Regions from separate parts of the Homo sapiens genome. Here all the other regions are linked to region 2. A link is a contact called in ENCODE Hi-C data. All regions are on one chromosome and are shown on one strand. Each heading gives the region's core, a stretch centred on a gene start or an enhancer-like site at or near the end of the contact. The rest is flanking DNA. Distances are from core to core; before and after follow the strand shown.

The links. A loop is a pair of places that touch in the nucleus more often than their neighbours do. Pooled maps may share reads with other maps.
Region 1: a pooled map shows a loop between it and region 2 (6-fold over the local background). The contact joins the promoter of PLEKHJ1 here to the promoter of ZNF555 in region 2. A Hi-C loop is called at or near these places in 1 of 168 maps with a recorded cell type or tissue (breast epithelium) and 6 of 50 pooled maps.
Region 3: a loop to region 2 is called in a pooled map, with 7 times the contacts of the local background. The contact joins the promoter of OAZ1 here to the promoter of ZNF555 in region 2. A Hi-C loop is called at or near these places in 5 of 50 pooled maps.
Region 4: a map of naive thymus-derived CD4-positive, alpha-beta T cell shows a loop between it and region 2 (21-fold over the local background). The contact joins the promoter of FZR1 here to the promoter of ZNF555 in region 2. A Hi-C loop is called at or near these places in 1 of 168 maps with a recorded cell type or tissue (naive thymus-derived CD4-positive, alpha-beta T cell) and 8 of 50 pooled maps.

The regions. Positions count from the first base shown.
Region 1 is chr19:2,234,772-2,238,075 of GRCh38, reverse strand. It overlaps PLEKHJ1 (pleckstrin homology domain containing J1), which reads left to right and starts at 1,747. Exons shown (of 6, transcript NM_018049.3): 1 at 1,747-1,921; 2 at 2,086-2,153; 3 at 2,248-2,314. The coding sequence starts at 1,828. SF3A2 (splicing factor 3a subunit 2) reads right to left here and starts at 1,252. Exons shown (of 9, transcript NM_007165.5): 1 at 1,175-1,252. It overlaps MIR6789 (microRNA 6789), which reads left to right and starts at 2,150; the gene lies at 2,150-2,247. RefSeq lists silencers at 967-1,066, 1,677-2,306 and enhancers at 1,487-1,536, 1,115-1,723, 2,332-2,940, 2,943-3,304.
Region 2 is chr19:2,839,479-2,842,836 of GRCh38, reverse strand. It overlaps ZNF555 (zinc finger protein 555), which reads right to left and starts at 1,362. Exons shown (of 4, transcript NM_152791.5): 1 at 1,262-1,362. The coding sequence starts at 1,264. RefSeq lists silencers at 982-1,031, 1,072-1,371, 1,592-1,781, 1,792-1,901.
Region 3 is chr19:2,267,733-2,270,801 of GRCh38, reverse strand. OAZ1 (ornithine decarboxylase antizyme 1) reads right to left here and starts at 1,316. Exons shown (of 5, transcript NM_004152.3): 1 at 1,058-1,316. The coding sequence starts at 1,203. It overlaps LOC105372240 (a long non-coding RNA gene), which reads left to right and starts at 1,549. Exons shown (of 2, transcript XR_936242.3): 1 at 1,549-1,700; 2 at 1,930-2,309. RefSeq lists silencers at 1-24, 235-294, 1,260-1,749 and an enhancer at 1,003-1,617.
Region 4 is chr19:3,504,690-3,508,165 of GRCh38, reverse strand. FZR1 (fizzy and cell division cycle 20 related 1) reads right to left here and starts at 1,855. Exons shown (of 14, transcript NM_016263.4): 1 at 1,692-1,855. RefSeq lists enhancers at 1,101-1,310, 2,121-2,380, 2,431-2,480 and a silencer at 1,651-1,800.

The DNA.
Region 1 (3,304 bases), core at 498-2,997, 610 kb after region 2:
CTCACTCCAGCCTGGGTGACAGAGCAAGACCCTGTCTCAAAACAAACAAAAAACCGATGACGACCAGGGGAAATGAGCTTAAGAATTGAGGAAAAGTGGCCTCTGGGACCTGGGACTAGACCATTGAGAAGGAATTAGTTTTTCGTGGCAACACCGTTCTCTCCTTAACCTAGCCAACAACCTATTTTCCAGAGCTCCGCCTGGCTGTTTGGTGTCGTCCAAGGATACACAAGAACAACGGTCACAGCGGGGTGCACCTGCAAAATGGGGCCAGCTAACGTGTTCTGGTCGCCTTTGGCATGATGTTGAAGCCGTCACTCCCATTTTAAGGGAACTGAGGCTCACAGGAATTACATCACAGAGCCCCAGTCAACTAACAGGTATAGATGAGCATACAGAAGCGTTCTCGGCTACAAGGAAGGCGGCCGAAACCATTTCAGCCGCGATCCCGATTCGACCCCAACGAATCTTGGTTGTTTCTTTTTTATTTTGTCAAACAGGGTCTTGCTCTGTTGTCCAGGCTGGAGTGCAACGGCACAATCACAACTCACTGCAGCCTCGACCTCCTGGACTCAAGCGATCTTCCCGCTTCAGCCTCCAGAGTAGCTGGGACTACAGGCGCGCGTCACCAACCACGCCCGGCTAATTTTTTTTTTTTTTTTTTTTGCAGTGATGGGGTCTCGCTATGTTGCCCAGGCTGGAGTGCAGTGGTGGGATCATGGCTCACTGCAGCCTCGACATTCCGAGCTCAAGCGATCCTCTCGAGTAGCTGGGCCTACAGGTACAACCACCACTCCTGGCTAATTTTTTAAAATTTTTTGTAGAGATGGGGGTCTCGGTGTGTTGTCCAGGCTGGTCTCGAACTCCTGGCCTCAAGCGATCCTCCCGCCAAGGCCTCCCTGAGCAGTGAGATTACAGGCGTGAGGCCCCGCGCGCGGCCTCCCAACAGGAGTTTGGAAATAGAGTTCCTGGCGGGCCCGACCCTCCAGGCCCGCCCAGCGCGGGGCCTCAGGATGCACAAGGCCGGACGCTCACGGGAGGAGGGAGGGGAGCGACGCCGCCGCCCCACCCTCGGCCCGCGGCCTGTCGCAAGCGCCTCTCTCCTACGTCCGCTGTCCCCCAGGGAACCCCCGGTCCGCGTCGGCCGCCGCCCTCAACCGCCTCTACTCCTCACCAGAGCCCAAGGCCGCGTTATCTCCTCCTCGTTTCGCCACCTCCACGACTTCGTTTGGCGAACGGCGGGCAAAGAAAGCACTTCCGGGGCAAATGAGACGGGCCCTCTGGTGTGCGCATGCCTGGCCCGCCCAGCGGCGTGAGTCAGAGGGTCCCGAGGCGCGAAGGAAAAGGCTGGAGGGGGAGAGGCTGAAAGCGCGGCCTGGAAGGCAAACTGCGCGTGCGCACAACGCTCTCAACGAACCCTCGGTCCGCTGCGGCCGCACGGGGCCAACTTTCGCGAGGGAGCGGCTGACACTCTCCGGGCGACGTTATCGCTCCCTCCGCCTGCGCCTGGCCGCTCTAGAAAGGGGTGCCAGCCATCGCTGGGGTGCCTTGATTCTGTTCCACCTTGGTCCGGTTTATTTCAGTTTAATGGTTATGTAACAACGGTCCGTCTCTCCTACCAACCGGTACCCCGCCCACGCCAGCAGCCACGGGTCGCCAGCGCCACGCAGCGGAGGCGGGCGGCATGGCTGGCCCAAGGTGCGCAGGCGCACTAGCCCTGGGGGTGCTTCCGTGTCTGCGCCCTGAGACATTTTTGGCGCCGGCCCCAGCCTGAGCGGGGACGGCGGCCGGGAGGGCGCGGCCCGGGTTCCCGTTCCCCGCGGAGCCATGCGGTACAACGAGAAGGAGCTGCAGGCTCTGTCCCGGCAGCCGGCCGAGATGGCGGCCGAGCTGGGCATGAGGGGCCCCAAGAAGGGCAGCGGTGAGCGGGACCCGGGAGACCGAGACAGTGCCAGGGGCGGGAGGCCGGGGCCGGGGTCTGGGCGGGGGTGCCGGAGGCCGGAGTCCGGGTCGGGGCGCCGGGGACGGGAGGCCGGGGTCCGGGCGGGGGCTGCCTGCGCCCCTGAGTGCGCGCTGTGCCCGCAGTGCTGAAGCGGCGGCTGGTGAAGCTGGTGGTGAATTTCCTCTTCTACTTTCGGACAGACGAGGCCGAGGTAGGGGCGTCCCGGGCGCGCGGGCGGGTCCCAGGCTGGGCCCCTCGGAGGCCGGGTGCTCACTGCCCCGTCCCGGCGCCCGTGTCTCCTCCAGCCCGTCGGAGCCCTGCTGCTGGAGCGCTGCAGAGTCGTCCGGGAAGAGCCCGGCACCTTCTCCATCAGTGAGTGGGGCTAGGGAAGCCAGCGGCGCTTCCCGCAGCCCGGGGCACCCGCAGCGCCGCACTTTCCCCTCCCCGGGCGCCCAAGGTCTCCTCTGTGTCCCCAGCCTGGCGCCACCCTCCTCAAACACAAGAGTGCATTGTCCACGGGCAGCTCAAGGTCAAGTTCTCCTGGCGGGCACCACCCTTCCCACCTGCCGAGTCCACTTAAGCTTGGGTCCCTCCCAGACTCTGCTCTTTGTTCCCTGTGGGCCCAGGCTGTACTTACAGGGCAGGTGGGCCAGCCCCACCCAAAGCGTTTCCCCAGCTGCCAAGAGTAGCATGGGTCTAGCATTGTTATATGGCCCCGGGCTGGAAATCCCAGGTGGGGGTAGGAGGAGTGAGAGGGGGGTGTTCTCCTGGGTCTTAAGAGATTCCCTTCTGCGGGGAAAGATGGAGTCCCTGCTAGTTTGCCCAGAGTGGCTGTCAAAATTCCACAGGCCAGGTGGCTTAAATATCAGAAACATTCTCTACAGTTCTGGAGGCCAGAAATCCTAGATGAAGGTGTGGGTGGGGCCGAATCCTTCTGAGGCCGAGGGGAATCTCCCAGTTCCTAGTGGTGGCCAGTATCCTCCAGGTTCCTTGGCTTGTGGAAGCGTCACCTTGTCCTCCTTGCATCACGTCTGTGCCCACATTTCCCCTTCTACACAGACGCCAAGCAGAATTTAGGGCCCACCCTGACAACCCCTTTTTACTTCACTTTATTATTTTATTTGCTTATTTTTTGAGACAGGGTCTTGGTATGTCGCCCAGGCTGGAGTGCAGTGGTGCAATCTCGGCTCCCTGTAACTTCCCCCTCTCGGGTTCAAGTGATTCTCCTGCCTCAGCCTCCCGAGTAGCTGGTACTACAGGCACGCGCCACCATGCCCAGCTAATTTTTGTATTTTTAGTAGAGACGGGGTTTCGCCATATTGGCCAGGCTGCTCTCGAACTCCTGACCTCAGGTGATCCTCC
Region 2 (3,358 bases), core at 113-2,612:
TCCTGACCTCAAGTAATCTGCTCCCCTCGGCCTGTCACAGTGCTGGGATGACAGGCTTGAGCCACCGCGCCCGGCCTGGAAATATTTTATCTTCCAACTTCTACTAATTAAATGTACGTTTCACTTCCTAAAAACTGCTGACTCGAAAAAAGGAAAATCTTTTCACAGTGACAAACCCAGGGAGGGGTCAAGTCTGGCCAGGCTACCACGACGGACGCCCTCCCACCCCCAACTCAGGTGTTGCCTCAGCAAGGAATCCCATTGCTAGTACTCAAAACAGAACTGAGAAACGTCTTCAAATCCACACTTTCTAGGGAACCGTGAAAGAATATATTTCCGTGGTTTTAGCCCCCTCGTTTGCAGTCAGTTGCTACAGCAGTCCGAGGACACTAATGCACCAGCCTCCCGGGCGTCCCCGCTGTGGGTCTGCGTGCGTTTGCTTTTGGGGTCCTCGCTCTCCCTTGTTTCTCTAGTCTTTTCAGTTACTTTTCTTCCTTGTGTGTGAGAGCCCAGGGACCAGGAACCCTTGTTTTTTTTCCCCTTACCTACCCCAGGCATCTTGGGGTCAGAGGGGACAAGAAGTCCTCAAGAAGGAAAACCGGGACTCAGGGGAGGAAACCTCGCACGCCCCAGGGGCTGCCTTTGCAGGTGGGGGCGTCTCCGCCCCCGCCGAGGCCCCACCGCTCCCGGGCTGTCCCGGGAGGAACCCAGGGTCCCCCAGAGACCGCGGCCGGAGGCGCGGGGCCTCCAAGGAGCTGAGCCGCGGGAGCGCGAGCGGAGGCGGCACCGACCAGGGACCCGCACCCCAGGAGGCACCGCGGCGTCGGCCCCAGGGCGGGTCCCGGGGGAGCCTGGACCGCACCTCGGGGTCTCGGGCGACTCTGCCTCCCGCGGCCCGGGGGTCCCGAAGCCGCAGCGAAACGCTCCGAGGCGTCGCGGCCCCGGGCGGGGCGTGGGGGGTCGGGAGCGCAGGGACGCGGGGACCCCGGGACGACGGGGACGGAGTCGGGCTCCGGGCGCCGCTCCCCGCTCTGCAGCCTTGGGGCCAGAGGCGGGCGGGGACCCGGAGCTCGGAGCGCCCTAGCCGCGACCTCAGCGCGGGAGGCGGGGCCGGGCGGGACCCCCGGGGCCCAGGCTCCCGTCCTGCGCCGCCCTCGCCGGGGCCGCCCCCCGCGTCCCTCAGCTCCCCCCAAGCCGCGGTCTCGGGCGGTCGCCGGTTCCTGCTGCCCCGCACCGGGATCCTCTCCTGCGCCACACTCACCATGTCCCGGGGCGATTTCTTCGCTACCGGCGCAGGTGAGCGCGACAGGAACCGGGACGCCAGGGACCGCTAGGGGCAGGCGGGGCACTCACGGCTAGGACAGAGGCGTCCCGTCCCAGGGGCCTGATTAGACAGAGCTCGGGAAGCCGCGCTTCTGATTGGACAGTGCTGCCAACGTCGGCGACTCTGATTGGAGAATTCCCCAGTCCGTCCCCTGGCGCTGTAAATTGGGCAGTTCCCCGGATTCCGATTGGGCGTCCCTCATTGGATACTTGTCTCGGCCCCGCCCCCGCCCGTCCTGACTGGGTAGTTCCCTAGGGCCCACCCCCTGCCGGTGAGTGACGGGAGCGTTGCGAACACGCGTGGCTGTCCCGCCCTGCGGGGACACTGGCTTCTGGGCGAACTGGTTTCAGCCCGGGGCGGAATCGCCCTCTCCCCGCAGTTCGGGCGCCCCGCCCGCGTCCTCCTCCGGGACGGGCGTGGGAACTCCAGACTAGTTTCCTCACGAGGCGACCCCTTGTCCGGACAGGAGGTGGATGCAAGCGGGCGGCCCGGGCCTGGCAGGGCGAACGGGGGCTGGGCGCCGGGTCCGAAGGGCCGAGACCTACGTGGGGGCGGGACCCGCAGACGTGACGTCATCGCGCTGCGGGCGACATGGAGACCCCGCCCAGGGGGCTGCGAATCCGGAGACCCGGTCTGGGGGAGGCCGAACCCAAAGCCTGGCAGGGGGCAGGAGCTTTGCTCAAATCAACCAGAAGATATGAGATGTTCATTAAAACCCTCACATTTGGCTGGGCGCAGTGGCTCACGCCTGTAATCCCAGCACTTTGGGAGACCGAGGTGGACGGATCATCTGAGTTCAGGAGTTTGAGACCATCGTGGCCAATATGGTGAAACCCTTTCTCTACTAAAAATACAGAAATCAGCCCGGCGTGGTGCCGGGCGCCTGTAATCTCAGCTACTGGGGATGCTGGGGCAGGAGAATTGCTTGAACCCGAGAGGTGGAGGTTGTAGTGACCCGAGATCGCCCCACTGCAGTCTAGCCTGGGCGACAGAGTGAGACTCCATATTAAAAAACAAAAAAACTCTCAAGTTCATATTTTAAACTCTAAGGAAAATGTTTTCAGATCATTTTTTTAAGTACATCCCCCCAAAATTTGGAAGATTGAAAAGCTGGCCGGGCGCTGTGGCTCACGCCTGTAATCCCAGCACTTTGGGAGGCCGAGGCGGGCGGATCACCTGAGGTCAGGAGTTCAAGACCAGCCTGCCCAACATGGCAAAACCCTGTCTCTACTAAAAATACAAAATTAGCCGGGCGTGGTGGCGCGCACCTGTAATCCCAGCTAGGGAGGCTGAGGCAAGAGAATCGCTTGAGGCCGGGCACGGTGGCTCACGCCTGTAATCCCAGCACTTTGGGAGGCCGAGGCGGGCGGATCACGAGGTCAGGAGATCGAGACCATCCTGGCTAACACGGTGAAACCCCGTCTCTACTAAAAAATACAAAAAAATTAGCCAGGCCTGGTGGCGGGTGCCTGTAGTCCCAGCTACTCGGGAGGCTGAGGCGGGAGAATGGCGTGAACCCGGGAGGCAGAGGTTGCAGTGAGCCGAGATCGCGCCACTGCACTCCACCACTCCAGCCTGGGTGACAAAGCGAGACTCCGTCTCAAAAACAAACAAACAAACAAACAACAACAACAAAAACAAAAAGAATCGCTTGAACCCAGGGAGGCAGAGGTTGCAGTGAGTCAAGATCATTCCACTGCACTCCAGCCTGGGGGACACAGCAAGACTCCGTCTCAAAAAAAAAAAAAAAAAAAAAAGGAAGTCTATAATATTGCACAACAGGAACGTATCTAACGCCACTGAACTTTAGACTTAAAAATGATGAACATGGTAAATATTTGTTATTTGTATTTTACTACAATTTTTAGATGTTATATTTAAAACAGAAAAGGCTATATTTCTAAGGATATTGAATCCCTATTTTAACTGATATAAGAAAAACACGCAAAAGTTTAAATGAATTGGATTGAACCTTAGGAGGGAAGTGTTTTTTTTTTAAATTTTTGGTTTTTTCAGTCTTGCTCTGTCACCCAG
Region 3 (3,069 bases), core at 67-2,566, 570 kb after region 2:
CCAGCAGCCATTTGCTGCGCAGGGTAAACAGGCCCCAAAGTTGCCTCCATTTTGCACGGCCCCCAAACCGCGGCACCGCCAGCACCGCGGCCCAACCTCCCGATCCGGGGCTGAGCGACGCCCACCTCGGGGGACGCAGTCGGGAAAGCTCGACCGAGACCCCGCGGGCTCCCCCACAACCGCAGCTGGCACCCGCGCCCCCGGAAGCGGGACGCGTCTTCCCGGGAAGCGGCGGGGGTCTTCCCAGGGCGCTGCCGGGCTGTCGGAGTGCGCCACCCCCAGCTCCCCGGCGGCCCCCGCGGAGAAGCCCTGGGTGCCGTCTACGTGCGCGGCCTCGCCCGGCGCGTCCCGGGCCATCCAGACCGACTCGCTCAGGGGCGAAAAACGGGGCCCACGAGGTCCGTCGCGTGCAGGGGCCACATCGAGGCAACAGGGACCCGCGGGAGCTCGTCCACCGCAAAGCGCTCCCCGCTCCCGCAGCGCACGCTCGACGGCCGGGACCGAAAAGTGCAGATTCACCAGCCCCGCGGGCCCTGCCTGTCCGCGGACCAGCCCCCCAAGGCCGACCCCGCCCCCAACCAGATTGCCCCATCCTGCGCCTCCCAAATCCGACCCGACCGCACACCCTTCCTCCAAACCGAATTCCCAGTCTGCGCCCCGCAAATCCAACCCTCGACCAGAAGCCTCTCCCCTCCTCCGAAGCCGAGTCCCATCCCGCGAACCCCGCAAAAGACACACGCCTCCCCCGACTCCCCGTCCTGCGCCCAAATCCGACCTCCGACCCATGCCCCTCCCGCAAATCAGGCGCCCCGGACGGTGCCCCCCAAATCCAACTCCGCACCCTTGCCCCCCAAACCCGACTCCCCCGAGAGCACTGCTAAGGCCGGGGGGGACCTCCAGGCCCGCCCTGCGCCTACCTCGTCCCCGGCGCGATTCTGGCCTTGACAAAGGGGCGGATCTCGCGCGCCGGGGACCTATCTGGCGCCCCGAGGACGGCCCCCCGCAGGCCTGCGCGGCCGGCGCTTCTGGAAGCTTCGGACGGGGGCGGGGCACTTACCTCTCACTGCTGCTGCCGCCGCGGCTGTGCAGGCTTAGGAGCGGCATGGTGCGGCTGGCGTGGATGGTGGCGCTGGGTTTATCCCCTTCCTTCTCTCTGGCGAAGCAGTGGCTATTGAGGATCCGCTGCAGGGAGGATTTCACCATCCGGCCGCTGGGGTCCGAAACCAGGAAAACCTCCGCTGCGTCTCTCCGCGCCGCCGCCGCTGCTCGCCGTTCGCAAAATGGCGCCTCTGCCGCCGCCCGCCTTTATAGATGCTGCGCCCAGGCCACGCCCCCCGCGCCGCCGGGAACGCGACCGCACGAGGGGCAGAGCCGCGGGGCCGCCGGGAAAAAAAGTCGCGCCCGCCCCTCCCAGCGCCTGATTGGTGAAAGGGAAAGGGAAAGGAAGAGGCTCTCTGGAGATTGGTTGGTGAGCCTCGGGCCACGCCCCCTCCTGCGCGCGTCCTTCTGGGGGCGGGGCTGCCGTGGCGCCGGGTACGCGCTGCGCGCGCCCCGAGCCGTCCCCGCCCCCACAATCGTGCCTTGGGGGCGGGGGCGGCTCGCTGGGGCCGATTTTCGGGGGTCTTCGAGTGCCCGTTTGTCTGTCGTGGTCCACGTCGCCCTCCCTAGGGTCCCTTCACGCAGCGGGACCCCTCCCCTGGGTAGGCCCCCGGGTGCTTGGGGGGTTGTCCAACCGCGCCAGAATTATTTCCAGTAACACCTGGTAATCATCGATGATATTACTGGTTTTATTTTTTTAAATTTGGTCTTGCAGTTCTTAAAATGCTTCCAGTGTTTAAAAAAAAAGAACTTCCAATGTTAAAGATATTCAAATTTAGTAAAATATTTCGTGTACAATTTGGACTTAAGCAAAAATTTTACTCCTTGCAGATAAATTCAGATTTTTCCTGTGGAAACTGAAACTTACCCTAAGGAAAAACACTACTCCTGGCAGTTAAAATTCAGAAACACATCTCATGTATGAACTAAAATGTGGATCTCCCAAGGAAAAAACGATTTCTTTGGTGGTCAAGTTCGGTAAACTGTTTCGCCTGTGAGGTAAAATGTGGACTTACCTAGCAAAAATATTTCCCCTCCTGGTTAAATCCAGAAAAAAAATCTCAGGTATGAACTGCACTTTGCTTTTAATAAGCAAAGATATAACTCTTGGCAGTCACATACGGGTACATAGCTTGTGTGTAGACTAAATTATGAATTTAGCAAAAAGTTGCCACTTTGCAGTGAGGTTTAATAAAATATTTTTTATTTCATGTATAAACAAAATTTTGTTCTTACCAAGCAAAAATGCTACTCCTGGCAAATCCTGATTCCTTTCATGGTTTTAATTTTGTTTTGTTTGCGACCGGGCCTGGCTGTCACCCAGGCTGGAGTGCAGTGGCGCAATCTCGGCTCGCTGCAACCTCCGCCTCCCAGGTTCAAGCGATTCTCCTGCTTCAGCCTCCTGAGGAGCTGGGATTACAGGTGCCCGCCACCACGCCCGGCTAATTTTTGTATTTTTAGTAGAGATGGGGTTTCACCATGTTGGCAAGGCTGGTCTGGAACTCCTGACCTCAGGTGATCCGCCTGCCTCGACCTCCCAAAGTTTGGGGATTAACAGGCGTGAGCCACCGCGCCTGCCTGTCTTTCGAGATTTCGTACTGCACCAGAAGGCTGTTGTTGCATCTCTGCTACGAGCATTCGCTATTCAGGTGTTGAGGCAGAAATTAACTCCTGCGGTTGACATTTGGGGCCGCCCTGGGCACTGCAGGGCGCTGAGCAGCGTCCCTGGCCTCCACCCACTCCATGCCTTGAGCACCCCCAGTTGTGACAACCACAAGTATCCGCAGACATCACCCAGTGTCCCTTGGCGGGGGCAGAATCACCCTGGGTGAGACTCCCGAGTTAGGGGATTCCACGGACCCCCCCAAGAGACTCTGCATCCCATGATCCTCTGCCCTGCTGAGGTCCCAGGAGACTGCGCACGTTGAAATCCACACCTTGAGGCAGAGGTTGCAGTGAGCTGAGATGGCG
Region 4 (3,476 bases), core at 606-3,105, 660 kb before region 2:
GGCTTGTCTGTTTCTAGAAACTCCTCCTCCAAACCCCAAAGCCCCACCCCAACCCCTACCCCCACCACTGCCTGCAGCCAGGGCACAGGTTCTGAAATTTGACCTGGGAAGCAAGTCACAGGGGCAAACTGGCGGGTACCACCTTGCCAAGATACCCCTCCCCAGTAAAGCACCGGGCTTGCCTTTGAGTAAGTGTCTGCTCCCTTAGCAAAACCCTCTGCAACCCAACTCCGCTCGCTGCTCAAGGCGCCGGGCAGCGGCCAGTGGCCAGCACACCTGCCTCCACTTGGGATTCCGAAGGAAATGACAATCGGGTGTCGCCAAAACACACGGGCCCCTGACACAGGAGGAGGCCCACGCGGAATTCCGCATGACAGACGGCCCCCGACACATCCACTCCGGGGACCAAACCTAGGTGATGCCGTCAGCTTCTATCCCCACCCCCACCCCGAGAGAGACCACTCCGCCTTCACTTCAAAGTCCCCGCAGGCTGCCCTCATGCTGGTGGTGTGTGTCCTTGGTGGATGGTTTTCCCTTAGGTAAATCACCCTCCTTCAAAGCACATAGGTTGGGGTGGGGGCCTCACCACGGAGAGGCATGAGGTCATCGCCCGGTAGACTGGGGCGGGGCGGGGGAATCGGAACCAGAGAGACGCCCTGAACCAGAGGATGAGTTTGGGGTGGAGAAAACAGGGGAAAAGACAAAACAGATTTAGGCTGAACATCTGCATATCGGGGGTCTCAGGACGTGGGGTGGAGACAGGTCTGGACGGTGGAAGAGGGGGAGGGGGTGTCACAGGTTTGAGTAGGGGTAAAACGGCTCTGAATGGGGGGCACACTCCATATTCTGGGGATCCGAGATGGCCAGGCTTGCGTTTGGAGAAGACACGGGGCAGGACGCAGGACGGAGGTTCAGTTCGGAGGAGGGAGGGGCTTGTGCACGGATAGCTCGTCTGAGGCTTTGGTGGGAGAGCTGGATTTCGGGGGAATGGGGGCTGGTAGGGGGCACGCTGGGAGGGTGGGGGAGCAGAAATCAGCGAGATGAGGTGAGACGGGGACATCCATGCACTCAACCCGTGCCTGCGGGGACTGGTGGACACAACAGTGACCACAGACACAGGTTTCCGGGTGTCCCGGGCTGGGACTGCATTTTACTGGGGCGAGGGGCTGGTTGCGGCCTGGGCGAGCCATCGCACACCACAGGCTCAGCGATGGGGGGCGGCTTCGTGTGGGCAGGACCCAAGCTGGGAGGGTCTGAACTGGGAAGTCCCGGGGATGACAGGCCAGGGAGAAATCACCCGGGTTAGGAGGCGGGGTCTGCTGTTCTAGGGGTGCGCAGTGGGGTCCCCTGGTTGGGGGTGCAGGGCTCAGCCTATTTTAAAAAGAATGGTGGACGCTGACGGCGGCTGCGGGGAGGTCACGACTTACAGGTGGCTCGGGGTGGGGGTCACGGCAGGCCCCGACGTGGGGGGGACGCTGGGATTTGGGTGTTAACTCGGGAGACGCGGATGCTGAGGTCACCCGGGCCTAGTTCGGCCTGGGAGGCGGCATTCGAGGGGACTGGGGGCTCCTGGAGGGGCCTGAGCTGGGGTGGGGGTCGCAGCCCGCCCCGCCGTCCCGGTTTTGGGGGGTCGCAGTCAAGCTCCGCCGCCTAGGGCCCGGGGGGCGGGTCCCCGACCCCGGCCGCCTCACCTGGCTCGCTCCCGTGGCTCGCTGGCTCCCGCCGACCCCGCCTCTCCTGGCACCGCACAGCGCCCGCCTCCGGCCTCCGCAGCTCCCGCAGGCCCGGCCGCGGCCGCCGCTGACGGGATCCCGGGCTCCGCGGTCCCTAATATGGCGGCGGTCGCTCCTCCGCTGCCTCCCGGCTCCCTCCCTCCGCCGCGCGCGCCCGGCCGGCCGCGCGCACCCCCGCAACCCGACCACGCCCCCACGCCGCGCGCGGCTAATCGCGGCCACGCCCCCCGCCTACCCCACACACCGCCAGGCCCTGCCCAACACCCAGCCAGGCCCTGCCCACTCCGAGTGGCTGCGCCTGCGCGCGTTGGGCATCTCGGGAGGACGTGACGTCTCCCGCGATTCAAATCAATACAGGAAGCGCGGCTCCACGCGTTGCCCAGGGCAACCGCGGCCGGAAGAGGACCCGCGGGGTGCTAGACGTTGCAGAAATGGCTCTGGTAGATGGAGGGCGTGGTTCCCACTGGGGACAGTCGCGGAATGGGGCGCCCCAGGGCAGACCCTTCCTAGGGTAGATCGAAGCCAGGCACACCTCAGTGCGGCATTGACGTCGCGCCTAATGAGCGCAGATGGGACCCAACACCAGGTGCGTGTCCCGAACGTACAAACGTCACTGCTGAGAGTCATTAATTTATTCAACAAACCTGCATTGCGCTCCTAAGTGCTGCTCCTCCAGGCCCCAGTGAGACAGCAGGGAACAAAACAGGTTTTTAGGCCAGGTGCGGTGGCTCAAGCCTGTAATCCCGGCACTTTGGGAGGCCGAGGCGGGCGGATCACCTGAGGTACGGAGTTAATCCCAGCTACTCGGGAGGTTGAGGCAGAAGAATCCCTTGAACCCAGGAGGCAGAGGTTGCAATGAGCCGAGATTGCGCCACTGCACTTCAGCCAGGGTGACAGAGCAACACTACGTCTTGAAAAAAAAAACAAAAAACAGGTTTTTAAAAAAATTATGGGCCGGGCGCGGTGGCTCACGCCTGTAATCACAGCACTTTGGGAGGTGGAGGTGGGTGGATCACCTGAGGTCAGGAGTTCGAGACCAGCCTGGCCAACATAGTGAAACCCCGTCTCTACTAAAAATACGAAAAATTAGCCAAGCATCGTGGCAGGCGCCTGTAATCCCAGCTACTGGGGAGACTGAGGCAGGAGAATTGCTTGAACCCGGGAGGCAAAGGTTGCAGTGAGCCAAGATCGCACCATTGTACTCCAGCCTAGGCAACAGGGCAAGACTCAGTCTCAAAAAAAAAAAAAAAAAAAAAAAGGTTAAACATAGAATTGCCACATGACACAGCAGTAACACTCCTAGGTATCTACCCAAGAGAAACAAACATGTAACATCCACGCAAAAACTCACACACCTATGTGCATAGCAGCTTTATTCATAACATCCACAAAGTGCACACAACCCAAATGTACATCCACAGATGAAGGGAAAATGCTCCATTCATACAATGACACGGTGTTTTGCAATATGAGGCAATGAGGCTCGGACACAGGCTACAGATTGGATGAACCTCGAAAGCATCATGCCCAGTGAAAGAAGCCAGATACAAAAGACCACATAGTGAGTGATTCCATTGATACGAAATGTCCAGATAAGCAAATCCATAGAGACAGGAAGTGGATTAGTGGTTGCCAAGGGCTGGGAGAGGGGGATCAGGAGTGACTGGAATGGACTTTATTTTGGGGGGTTGATGGATATGTTCTAAAATTGATGTGATGGCCGTGAGCTGTGGCTCACACCTG